2 separate regions of the Homo sapiens genome follow, and region 1 is linked to region 2. A link is a contact called in ENCODE Hi-C data. All regions are on one chromosome and are shown on one strand. Each heading gives the region's core, a stretch centred on a gene start or an enhancer-like site at or near the end of the contact. The rest is flanking DNA. Distances are from core to core; before and after follow the strand shown.

Region 1 (6,750 bases), core at 4-2,503, 380 kb before region 2:
CACATGCTGGTGGATCTCGCTTCCTATGCTCTTCCCTAGATCAGGCCTTCCCTCCATTCCCTCTACCACTGCCGTGCCTTGAGGCTCATCCTCTCTCACATGGATCCCCCGCCCCTACAGCCTCCCCACTGCCCTCCTGACCTACAGCCTCTCCTGTCCATTTCCCATACCATGGCTAAGGACACTTAAAACCCACCTGACCAGCCATTTCCCTACTAAAGCTCTCCCAAGACCCGGCTCCCCCCCAATATCTCAAGAGTGGCACTCCCAAACCTCTCTCAGTTCAAGCACCCGCGCCTCTCACTTCAGCCTCATTTTCCACAGTTGCCTGGGCTCCAGCCACTCCAGGGCCCCCAGCCCTGCCCCAAACATGCTGGCTTTTCTAACACTTTATGCCTATCTTTCTGCTTTGCCCTCACACCTTCCATCTGCAAAATTCCTATTCATTAATGGGCAAACCATTCTGGAATGCTTTCTATGTGCCAGACACTACCTAGGCTCTTTTTATACCTTATCTCATTTACTTCTCAAAGTACCTCACAAAAATAATAATTATTATTCCCATTTTACAGATATGGAAACTGAGGCTCAAGAGAGGCAGGGCAAGAACTGGACTCCTAGTCTATCTGATTCCAAACCTGCTGTGCACCAACCTCTCTGGGAAGTGCACCAGCGCCCCCACTCCCCCAGCCCAGGGCAGAGTCTTCTCTACTCTGTGGTTCCATAGCCCCCTGGTTTCTCGCTTGTCCCGGCCGTTGTCACCAGTGACTGTGTGCGGCTGTCTCTGCTGCCCCCCAGCGTGAGCATCCCAAGGGCAGAACCTGGGCTGATCTGGCTGGGTCCCCAGCACCCAGCAGGGTATAGGTGCTCTGTGAGGTTTCTTAATAAAGAGATGGAAAGCCAGAAGCAGTTTGGGTGGTTGAGATACCCAGCCCTAACCTAACTAATCCTGATACCAGTGACCAAAAGCGGGACCTTCGCATCTTTGCTGCCAAAAGACAGCCCCTCCTAAAGAGTAAAGGCCCGACCCCCTGCACGCCCTCTGCCTGCACCGCACGTGCTTGGTTTTCCCCGCCCGGGTACTGGCCGCCGGGCCGTACCAATCTCCGCGGGGGAGCGCCCGGGGTCGGACTGAGGGAGCGAGGGGAATAACCGGGCGCGCCCCTTGGAAGCAGGGCTCAGAGCTGCTCTCCTCTCACGCATTCCCCGGATCCGCGCGGAGCAGGCTGCTGGCCAGCCCCGGGCCCGCGCCAAGCAGAGCCTCAGGTGCGGTTCCCCCACAAGCAAGTGGCGCGGGCGGCGGCTTAGAACGGCCCGCCCCGCCCGCCGCGTCGGCGCCTGCCCCGTTGTGAGGTGATAAAGTGTTGCGCTCCGGGACGCCAGCGCCGCGGCTGCCGCCTCTGCTGGGGTCTAGGCTGTTTCTCTCGCGCCACCACTGGCCGCCGGCCGCAGCTCCAGGTGTCCTAGCCGCCCAGCCTCGACGCCGTCCCGGGACCCCTGTGCTCTGCGCGAAGCCCTGGCCCCGGGGGCCGGGGCATGGGCCAGGGGCGCGGGGTGAAGCGGCTTCCCGCGGGGCCGTGACTGGGCGGGCTTCAGCCATGAAGACCCTCATAGCCGCCTACTCCGGGGTCCTGCGCGGCGAGCGTCAGGCCGAGGCTGACCGGAGCCAGCGCTCTCACGGAGGACCTGCGCTGTCGCGCGAGGGGTCTGGGAGATGGGGTGAGTGCCACGGCGCAGGGGTTATGGACCTGCGAGAAGATTTTCTGGAAAGGGCCCTGTGGCAGGCTGGTGGGTACTGATGAGTCCACGTTCATTCTCCACTGTGGCACTCATCAATTTTTACGACCTCTGTTACATCGCTTTCCACCCGCCCCCCAGCTTGTTTCCCTCATCCGTGAGGTGGGAGCGGTACCACCCACCATTCTTAGTTATTAGGGATATTCGAGAACTCCTCCCCAGCCCCCACTGCGGCTGGTGACCCCTGGCACTTCCCTCCCCTCTCCCTTCACCAGGTAGAGCGAGCTTTGGCAGTGATAGACTGGATGGGCAGGATGGTATGGGTTTTGCCGTCTCCTGAGACAGCCACCAGACGGGGAACATGCCCGACTGGAACAGGTGTGTCTGCCCTGTCCTCTGTCCCACATCCATCCTCTCGCCCAGGCTCTGGAGCCCACATAGCAGCAACTCTTGAGCCTGGCATGCTTAGAAGGCAGCGGAGAGGACCCTGCATGTCCTCCAAGGTAGAACTGAGGTCCTCAGTGAATCGCGCAGAGTTGAAATCAACCCCCGCCCCGCACCCCCCGCAGCTTTTCCCAAGCGAGGAATAGCAACTCTTCCAACCCCCACCTCCCTTACCTAGAGCTGGAGAAACTGAAGTGGGAGGAAGCATGCCTAAGTTTTCCTTAGCTGATGCCTTGACCCCTGGATTCAAGTACAAATCCGGTAGACCCTGGGAAGTCATCACAGCTGTCCTGGTCTGCGTGTGTGTCTTGCATGAAGCCCCTCTCCCTCTTTCTAAGTCTGTATTCTGTTTGCTGAGCCTCTCTGACATGGATTTTTCTTTAGTAACTAACGGTCGCCTACACCGCCCACCTTTGTTACAAAAATAAAGCTTGCTAATTATGGAATTTTTGAAAATATAGACAAATGAAAAAAATTTCTGGTAAATCGACTATCCAAAGATACCTTCCTATTAGCATTTTAGTATATCTCTTGATCATTTTCTTTATACACATTGCATAGATACAATTGAGGACATGCTGTAGATATAGTTATGAATCTTGTTTTCTCCCCCTTAATGTAACATCGAGGTTTCCCTTCTGTTAATCAGAATCACTTACAATGTCCTAGTGGTTGCAATAACCCACCCTGCAGCTGTACCACACTTTAACTGTGACCTAGGCATTGGCATTGCTTCTTGTGTGATTATCGCTGTGGTTATCTGCCCCTCTTGGTGTGGGTGCTGCTCGTAGCCCTTGAAGAGGAACCCAGCTGCTGCCCTGTCTCGGGGGCGAGCAGCTTGAGCTGCCCCATGTATCCAGCCAGTAGCCTCTGACAGCCCCTTCTCTCACTTGAGTCCTTTTCTGTTCCCTGTGTCCTTTGATGTCCTTAGGGACATCAATGGATGAATGGACTTGCCCTTGTTCATGCTGTTAAAAATGTTTTTGCACTGGGCAGTGGGATAGGGATGTTCTCTGTGGTAGTGCTTCCTGGAGACCCCATTCCGTCGGCTCTGCCATCCACAGGCTGGGAGCTGTGTCTTCCAGGAGGCAGTGACCCTGGCTGTCATGTTTTTGACTTAGAGTTTGTTCCTTAGGAGAACTTGTACTCTAGCGAATGGTTTTAACCAAGCCACTTAATATCATGTCAGGAACATTTCCCCATGTTGTTATCAGATCTTGAAAACTTTTTTTTTTTTAAACTGGGTGCAAGGATTTACATCATGGAATGTAGGAAGGGCTGGTATGAAATGCAAACCAGTCAGTTCAGCTTTCTGGGATCTACTTTGGTGAAAGATTGGGTGGAGTAGGGGAGGGCACTGAAGCACATTTTGTTATCTGGGCATCTCCATTAGACCTGCCTTCTAGATCCTTGGTCCTTGAAGATACTCCCCAGTGGCCTAGTTTGCCTCTGTGGGTAAGGTCCCACTGTTGTGAGCTGGTGAACAGCCCGTCAGTGACAGTATTCAAGTAGAGACCATGGATTCTGTGAAGGGAAGTCCTGTGACGGGTGAGAGATTGAAATAGATACCTTGGCATCTGGTTTCTTGGCCAAAAAAAAAGGCCAGCTGTGGGAGTATGGGTAGGTGGGTGCATGCTGGGGGAAGCGGGAGTCTGTGTTGATATTTCCTAATCCTTGGAGGGCTGTCCTGTGCCAGACGTGGAGTTTGCAGAGTTCATCAGGACAGGAGGGATATATATCCTATTCTTTATCCTTGCCTTTGGATTGGGGGCTCTTCGTTCAGAAGAGCCCTCTGACACCTGCCTGTGTCCTCAGGGTTCAGCACAGGACCTAGCATGAGATGTTGGTGGTCCCAGTAAAATTTTGAGCTGATTTGTTGTGTGCGGCTCCAAAGAGTGAGGCCAGGAATAGGAGTGGGATGATGGGTGCAAGTTTTGATGTAGCAGAGGAGTCCTTTCTGACAGCTGTTGAGGACTGCAACAGGCTGGGGTGGGTGAGGATGGAGTTCCACATCACTGTGGATCTGCTTGAAACTAAGTGGCTAGATTGTTGGGGGTAACTGGGAACTGAGGGTTGACAGTCACCTAACCTAGTCCTAAGTCAGAATGAGAACATTACTCTCATGCTTCCCTCTCCAATTCCGTGTGGCTTCCCCCCTCACCTACATCACTTCCCCAGCTGAATAGAGGCCACTTTGGGGCTGCGTCACCAAGGGCTCATCTAGGCTGAGAAAGGAGGGCCAAGAGTAATGTTGTATTAACAGGCTCAGTGACTCAATGGTCAGTGTTGAAATCCTGCCCCACCTCCACCCTCCTGCCCTCAAATTCAACAGCAAGTACTTGAGTTGTAAAAATTAGTGCTGGATCGGGCCCAACCCTCATGTTACAGATGGGATCACTGGAGTCTCCAGAAAGAAGGGACTTTCCCAGGGTTATCAAAGCCAGGCTAGAACTCAGATCCATCTCCCAGTCTGTGGCCTGACTCCTTAAGCCAAGAGAAGGGTTGCAAGGCCGTGAAGGGCTGAGTGCAGGGCTCTGTGCATTGTAGGTGCTCAGTGGTTTGCTGAATGAGTGAAGGTTGTCTCCATGGTGCGGGTGGCAGCTCATCCCTTCTCAAACTTTTTGAGGAAGCTCCCCAAGCCTGCCCTAGTGGATTAGAGCACTAAGATCCCCCAGAGCTTTGGCTGCCAGGTGAATGCCAGTTGCCCCCTACCCACACTCAGTCACACTTCAGACTTTCCAAACTCTTCCTCCTGGCCTATGAAGTAAGCCCCAGGTGAACAGCCTCCACTGCCATCACGACTTCCTCTCCTAGTATGTCACCCACCATGCTGCAGACGCATGGTGGTCTTCCTGTTCCTGCAGCATTACTCCCAATTCAGTCTTACCTCAGCGCCTTTGCATATGCTGCCTGTCTGCCCAGGTCTTCGCATGGCTGGCTTTACAACAGTCAATCTCCTCTCAGAGGTCTTCCCTGGCCACCCTATCTAGAGAGCCACTTCCAATCTAGAGAGCCACTTCCAATCACCACATCTTCTTTTATTTTTATAGCCTTTATCACTACCTAAATTTTCATGCGTGCTTATCTGTTTAAGCAATTGTCTCCCCAGTAAGAATATCAGTCCCTTTGCCGGCCGCGTGCCATGGCTTTCGCCTGTAATCCCAGCACTTTGGGAGGCCAAAGTGGGAGGATCACTTGAGGTCAGGAGTTCGAGACCAGCCTGGCTGACATGGTAAAACCCCTGTCTCTACTAAAAATAAAAAAATTTAGCCAGGTGTGGTGGTGTGTGCCTGTAATCCCAGCTACTTGGGAGGCTGAGGCAGGATAGTCGCTTGAACCCAGGAGGAGGAGGTTACAGTGAGCCAAGGTTGTGCTACTGCACTCCAGCGTGGGTAACAGAGCGAGACTCCATCTCAAAACAAAACAAAAAGAACAAACAGAAAAAGAATATGAGTCCCTTGGAAACAGGAACCTTGTCTGTCTTTCTCAGTGCTGTGACATCTAGCACAGTGCCTGGCACTGGTAATAGGTACTTAGTAAGTATCTGTTAAACGAAGGAATCATTAGTGGGACTGCCCCATTCCTCTTGGAGGAAGCCCTGCTTTTAGCTTCAGTGTGATTCCTCGAGCCTTCCTTGGGCCTCCTCTGTCCCTGTAACCACCTGTGCTAGGGACTGGGTGCTGGGGTTGTAGCTGTTCCCTGCCCTGGAGGTACCCACAGTCTGGCAAGGAGCTGGCTCCAAGGCTGAGTGGCAAGTGGGCAGAGCCAGTCTCAATGGTCACCCTTACTGCTTCCCAGGGCTTATTAGAAGCCCGAGAGCTGGGGTTCCAGGCCTGACATTTTTCTGGGATGTGGCTGGGGGCTTCACTTCCTCTCTGGGGATCTCACTCCTTCTATCTGGAAAATAGGGTCAGAATTCTCAGATTCTCAAGGATGGAGGGTTTGAGTTAACCTGAGTGTGAGTGTTTGTGAACTTGTGACATTCATGTTAGTCCTTGTCATTTGTCCTGTGTTACACATTCAGCAGGCCCCCAACACTGTAGAGAGTGGCAGACCCTGCTCTAGGGCATCCAGGAAGGCTTCACTGAGGAAGGGACTTGGGGTGTGGACCCTTCATTTTATTGATTGAGCACCTTCTGTGTGTCAGCTGCAGTCCCTGCGTTTGAGGAAGTGAGACCAGGGGGATGTACACAAGATGACTGTGCAGAGTGATCTGAGCAATGACAGGAAAGACTGCCAAGAGGTGAGACCGGGGAGCTTGATCACCCTGAGGTCAGGGAAGTCTTCCTGGAAGAGGTGACATTCAGTCCGGATCTGGAAAGATGAATAGACATCAGCAAGACAGGCAAGAACATTCAGGTACAGGAAATAGCATAAATAGAGGCATGAGATTTGGATGGGAGAGGCAGACTGACTGCAGGGCCTCTGAGTGACCAACTGAGGCTGAGGTCTTGGTGTACTGAGAGCCAGAGACAAGAGAGACAGAGAGGATGCTGGATCCAGGCCTGTGGTGGCTCACCTGTGTCTGCAGCAGGAGGAAGACTTGAGAGCTCATGGGAAAGGAGCCTG
Region 2 (6,580 bases), core at 1,687-4,186:
TTATAATCACCTCCTCCCCAGGCGCTCTTCAGCTACTCTTGTGCCCTCTAGCCCACTCTCCACATGGCAAGCACCTGACCTGTCCTAAACACAGCTCTCACCCTATGAGAACTGTTACATAAAAGAAAGCAACATTTACTTACCTTTGCTATATGCATTGTACACACTAGTTAACTGGATAGTTGGTGAAGGGAAGTTTCTCTTATATAAATATTCCAAGTAAAAAGATTCAGAAGGGATCATAGAATTAGGCTGTCAGCTCTTCGCAACTCCTAAATAATGAGCACGTCTAAGACAATGCTCATCAATGGCACAGAAAGGCAGGCAACCAGACACCTGATGCCTCCTGATGGAAAAGCACACACCTTTGAAATAGCCTTGGCATAAGTTTGACCCTGAATATAATGAAGCATCTATCCGTGCTGTCCAAAGACAGCAGACACCAGCCACATGGAGTTCTGAAGTCATTGAACAGTGGCTAATCCACATTGAGATGTGCTATGAACACAATCCACACTGAACTGCAGAGACTTTGTACAAAAAAGAATGTAAATTCTTTTGTATTAATTTTTATATTGATGACGTTAGAATGATAATATTTTGAATATATTGAGTTAAGTAAGATACAATTAATTTCATCCATTTCTTTTTGCTTTTTAAAATGTTACTACCTGAAAATCTAAAATTACATATGTGACTTGCACTTGTGGCTCACATGATTTACTATTGGGTGGTACTGCTCTGGATCTAACTACCAGTTTATGGGAAATTCAAAGGGCAGATGAGCCTTTAACACCAGGAAAATGCAATCAGAAAAATCCAGACGGTTGGAAACCCCGCAGGACGAGCCACCTGGTTTCTCCAATAAATATATTGAAAGAAAAAATACATAGAAGAAGGGAAAACCTATTAACAAGAGACTCAAGAGACATATAAATCAATCCCATTATGAACCGTGCTTGGTTCCTGTAAACTAAACAAACTGAAAAAAAGAAATTAAGGGACAATCAAAATGGAAGCACTGACTAAATATGATATGAAGGACTTGTTATTTGTTTAGGTGTGATAATAGCATTGTGGTTTTGGTTTTTTAAGTCTTTGTTGCTTAGATGCATAGAGAAATATTTACAGATGAGATGCATCTGTCTGGGATTGGGGATAGGGTGTGAATGGGGTGTGGAGGAAACAAGATTGGCTATGGATGATGGATGACAGGTGACTGGAGTCCGCTGTGCCTTGTGGCACACACCCTGCCCTCCAGCCAGGTGGATGCACTTGCCATTCCCAGAACGCCCTGCTCCTGCAGCCCTGGGGCCTTTGCCGCCATGATGTCTCTGCCTAGAATCTTCCCCCCTAACCCACAGCAAACCTCTGTCCACCTGTATGCCAGAGCTCAGCTACCCTCTTCTCCTCTTTGAAGTCCTCTCTGACGTCTTCCCCACTCTCCACCCACCCACTCTCCCTCCTTTGTGTTCCCCCACTACCTGTGTGTGCTTCCAGCACAGCCCTTCCTACATGTCCCTACGTGTATGTTTCCCTATCTGTCACCTTCAGTAGCCCATGAGCTCCCACGGGGCAGGCGCGGGATTTTAAGGCACAGCTTGTGCTCAGGAAAACTGGATAGATTCGTCTTGGTGTGTTGAGTGTCCATTTTACAGAGGAAGCAGTTGGGACCCGGAGAAGTTAGTCTTGGCTAAGTTCACAGAGCTAAAAAGTGACAGAGCTAGGACTTGAAATCAGGACCTTTGAGTCACGTCTCTGCCTGACCTCAGCCCTGCGGGCCCCGTTCCCGCCATTCCTTCCTGCCTCTCACGTTGACTGGGCTCCCCCTGTCGGTCGGCACTGGCTGAACAGCCATGGAGTGGCGCTTTGGGGAAACCACGGGCGACCAGGAAAGATCTCAGGCAAGCCTCGGGTAAGTGAGCTGTAAACTGAGACCTGAACCCAGACACAGCCCATGCCAGGCCGAGCGAAGAGCCTGTGCAGGGGCTTGGAGTAGAGAAGAGCACGGCTCCTGTGAAGGATTCAGAGGCTGGAGCTGGGCGATGGGCCACCGCGCGGAGGAGGCGCGGGCGGTGGTCCGAGTTCCTCAAGGGATCTACAGACGGCGCCCCTCCTACCCAGGGTGTTTCCTGATGATTGTATTTTGTATTTCAGCGTTGATGATTTTTTTTTTCACTACTTCACCCCCTCCCAAACGCCCAAAACTGCCTGGTGATTTTTTTTTTTTTTTTCAAAGTGCATCCTGACCCCTCTGGCTGCCTCCATAGACTCAGCTTTAGTCCCGGCCCATCCTGCTGGCACAAGGAAGCCACCGCATGTGATGGGGTGTAATTTACAGCCACAACCCTAATGTGCAGAAATATCACTTTATTTCCCCGTAACTGTCCTCACCCGAACCTGTTTTGGCCGCTGGCAGCAAAACGCTTATCTGACCACTTCAAGGCAACTCATTCATCTCTAGTTAAAGATTATCCCCTAGGGGGTAAATGCTCAAATTCCCCAAATTTCCTGACCTCACCCCTTCTGGCCCCAGGGACCAGGCTTCAGGCAAGTGTCTCCTGACCTGCCCGTGGTGTGGCTCATCTGGGTGTCAGGGGCCGGCCCCACTGCAGAGGCCCTTCCTTGGTTCTCACCCTGGGACCCTGTGCCCCAGGGCAAGGCCCACTCGGCTCCCTTGGGGCTCAGCCACCTAGCCCACTTTCCCTCACTGCTGAGATCAGGCCACCTGCATGGACTTCTCTACTCTGCTGGTTGGCTGTCCTGCACCCTGAGGAACACGGAGGACTTCTATGAAGGCTTGCCTGGCTCTTCCTGGCAGGCCTTGGGCAGTCAGGTCCCTGTTTCCCATTTAGAACCCAGAAGGGGACAGGGACCGGAGAGGAAGTGCTTCTCTCCAGCTCCACGAATCTTTTGACTTTGGGCTTCCTGCCTTCCAAATAGCCCCCACTGCAGCTGTTCACACCTTCACTTCCTCTTTCAAAGGTGAGAAGACTCCTACATCATCACCAGCGTGTATTTTTCTCTCCTCTATGGCTTTTGTTTGTTTGCTTGTTTTGATGGTTGTACATTCAAAGTCCTCCAGGCTCTGTCTGGTCAGAAGTCACACATCCTCTCCTTGCTCAACAAAGCCTGGCCTTGTGGGGAAAGCTTGGCTTTCCAGACAGGCAGCATTTCAACTCCCTTTATCGTTCTGGGCTGTATCCACTCTGCCCTGGAGGCAGTAAATGGGGGAATTGGTGAAGGAGTCAAAGGAATGACTAACACCCCAGCCTCGGCTGCTGCTCTCACTGCCACAGAGCAGGGACAGAGCAGGCGACTGGACGCACGAAGCATTCCTGCTGAGTGAAGTCCCAGGGATGTTGGGGCCTGCAGCCCAGACAAAGGAGCCCTAGAGATTCGGAGGGAGAGAAATAAGTTGTCATTGACCTGTAGTGTGGGCATGTTAAAGGCTGAGGAACTGGCAGTGTGGCATGTGGCAGGATTGCCAGGGTCACAGGATAGACAGTGATTTAGTTTCAGCAAAATATCATCCACCACGTTAATATTGCTAATATGAATTTAATTGGCTTAGTAGTTTTGTGTGGTTTTAATTTGTAAACTTGTTTTGGTTTAATGGTTGTGGGAGAGCTATAGACCTTAGTTTATATTTAGTTTTTAGTTTGTAAAATGTTCTCGAGAGTGAAAATGGAAGAATGGAACAGTCTATAATAATTCTTCCTTGCAATTCATCATCCGTCCTCCACACCACCCGGAAAAAACAGGACCCAGGAGGACATGGAAACAGTCTTTATTTCAGGGTTGTGCCATAGCTGCCCACCCTATGAGAGGAGGTGGGAAGCCCTGGGAGGGCTGGCTTCACCCGTCCCCAACCTGGGTCTTCCTTCTAGATCCTTGGGTGCCCTTTGTGGCTAGGCCCTCTCCTCTAGACTCTCTGGCCCCTGAACTATTTCCCCTGATGCCTTTAACCCCTGGGTTTCCCTCCCTCTTTGAGTTCAACCTTTTCTTTTCTTTTCTTCAGCCCCTGGAGGGTCCAGGCTGTGGAAGGGGCTGTGGCTCCTGTTGGCAGCGCATCCACCAGACAGACTCTGACCATTTGCAGCGCCAAGTGGGGTCCCTCCTGGCCTCACTGTGCCCAAAGTGTTTCTGTCTCTCACTCCACCACGGCTGCATTCCCAAATGCCCCCTCTGACTTCTGGGTTCAGTGTGTGCCAGGCTTCAGGAAAGAGGGGGAGAAGGAAAAGATCCCACCTTGGCACAGACTTCTTTAGGCGATATTACAAAGAAAAATCAGGTTTCAACCTTAGGGGGTCTCTACAGGAATTTTTAACCTTGAAATAATCCCTACATTATTTATTGTATGGTGTTGTAGGCCTCACTAGGGAATTTTTACTTGATCTTCAGTGCAATGGGAAACTTTGGAAGGGCTGTCAGCATGGAGAGTGACATGCTCTAGCATAGGTTTTCTTTTCTTTTTTTTTTTTTGAGACGGAGTGTTGCTTCGTCGCCCAGGCTGGAGTGCAGTGGCACCATCTCAGCTCACTGCAACCTCCGCCTCCCAGGTTCAAGTGATTCTCCTGCCTCAGCCTCCCCAGTAGCTGGGATTACAGGGCACGTGCCACCACACCCAGCTAATTTTTGTATTTTTAGTAGAGACGGGGTTTCACCATGTTGGCCAGACTGGTCTCAAACTCCTGACTTCAAGTGATCCACTTGCCTCAACCTCCAAAAGTGTTGGAATTGCAGGTGTGAGCCACCGCCTGTGGCCAGCCTAGGTTTTCAAAAGAGTGCAGTGGGAGAAACTTCCTGTAATGGCAGTGGTATGACGTGGCTGCATGAATTGTCCTGCAGATAGCAATTATGGAATCTAGACAAAGTATTAAAAAAAAAAAAAAGTATGTAAAGCCCCTGGAAAGTGTCTTAGAAAGACAAAAGCCGGAAAAAAAGTTTACTCTTGAAAAATGGCAAAGAGAAGAGGTAAGAATCATGGCAGCACTCTCACACCCCCGAGGCTGGAGCAGGTGGTAGAGAGTAGAGTTCAGAACTGTAAGGGCAGCTGGAGCATCAAAGGGGACATCCTGGCAGTGAGATAACTGCAGGAGGCCTCAGGCCCGAAACCCGAGCACAGATTCTGTCCAAATATTCCAATGCTAGAGGGCCTGGTGAAAAAAAACAGGCAGGAACTGGAGATAAGTTACCCTCGAAAGACAGAGCAGCTCTGGACTGGGTAAAATATGTGAGTGTCCTGCTTTTTGAACAGTGAGTGAATTTCCCAACCTGTATACAGCGCAGCCAGCAGAAAGTGAAAAGTCTTACTGCCTTGAGGTATCAGAGAACAGAGTCCAAGCCTGGTAGAGCAGCTGAAAATTTAGGGGAAAATCCACAGAAGCAAGGGAACCATCGAAAAGTGAGCACCAAAATCTGAATGTAAACTTCCCAATCCTTGGATGACTGCCCAGTGATAGCTGCAGGGGACCCCTGGGAGCCACACTGAGAAAAGCCATGAGTGGGAGCTGTGGGAGCGGAGCAGAGGTTTCTGCTGCTCGGCACTGTGGAGGAGACAGAATGTGCGGCTGAAACAGGCAAACGACCCCCCAGCAGAATAAATACAGCAATCATCAGAGGAGCACGAAAAAAACCCAGTTTCCAAGCTGCACCAAAACAGGAAAATGTGACTTACACTCAGGAAAACAAAAAAGGCAAACAACAGCAACTGACTCAGTGGCATGCATGTTGGCATGTTGGATTTAGCAAAGACTTCGGAAACAGTGGCTTTTTTTTTTTTTTTTTTGAGTTGGAGTCTTACTCTGTCACCCAGGTTGGAGTGTGGTGGTGCGATCTCAGCTCACTGCAACCTCCGCCTCCCAGATTCAAGTGATTCTCTCACCTCAGCCTCCCGAGTAGCTAAGACGACAGGTGCCCACCACCACACCCAGCTAATTTTTATATTTTTAGTAGAGACGGGGTTTCACCATGTTGGCCAGATTGGTCTCGAACTCCTGATCTCAAGTGATCCACCCACCTTGGCCTCTCAGAGTGCTGGGATTACAGGCATGAGCCACTGCACCTGGCCAAAAAAGTGGTCTTAATGAGTGAAAAGAAAGGGATTCTCAACAGAGAAATATAAATGCACACACACATACTTGATGTATAATTGAAATGGAAAATTCACTGGCTAGGCTAGACAATAGATTGGAGATGGCAGAAAAAAGACTACCTGACCCTGAAGACAGATTAACAGAAATTATCTGGTCTGAAAATAGATAGGGAGAATAGATTAGAGAAAAATGGCTGACTGCACTGCCCCATGTGGGAGCTCCTGAACTTTGGAAGTGAGATGGGAGCAGGGAAAACCTCAAAGGGCAATGATGTTTGGCCTGGGCTGTGAAGGACGAGTGGGAGCAGGGGTTTTCTAGATGCTGAAAGGGAGGCTGAGTTTGTCCTGCTTGATCCAAGGGTAGACCCCAGACCTGTGGGCAGAGGCCACCCAGAGGCAGATGCTCCCTCCACGCAAGGCTTCTTACGGCTCTGGCTGGACAGGGTGCAAGGGACTCCCCGGAGAGGGGGTGAGCACCTCATC

The links. Hi-C counts contacts between places; a loop is a spot of excess contacts on that map. Pooled maps may share reads with other maps.
Region 1: a loop to region 2 is called in a pooled map, with 4 times the contacts of the local background. The contact joins the promoter of DGAT2-DT here to the enhancer-like site in region 2. A Hi-C loop is called at or near these places in 4 of 37 single-sample maps with no recorded cell type and 8 of 50 pooled maps.

Annotation. Positions count from the first base shown.
Region 1 is chr11:75,767,394-75,774,143 of GRCh38, forward strand. DGAT2-DT (DGAT2 divergent transcript) reads right to left here and starts at 1,254. Exons shown (of 4, transcript NR_046090.1): 1 at 1,101-1,254. It overlaps DGAT2 (diacylglycerol O-acyltransferase 2), which reads left to right and starts at 1,385. Exons shown (of 8, transcript NM_032564.5): 1 at 1,385-1,719. The coding sequence starts at 1,599. RefSeq lists enhancers at 688-1,188, 5,943-6,092, 6,233-6,462 and silencers at 1,275-1,384, 1,465-1,704.
Region 2 is chr11:76,150,520-76,157,099 of GRCh38, forward strand. No RefSeq gene overlaps it. Among named protein-coding and RNA genes, the nearest start is that of WNT11, 53 kb to the right of the region's middle. RefSeq lists enhancers at 1,438-2,318, 1,970-2,059, 2,960-3,019. Within about 2 kb of position 2,937, at least 13 of the 41 ENCODE cell types and tissues checked have a DNase peak (open chromatin) inside an H3K27ac peak, as active enhancers do.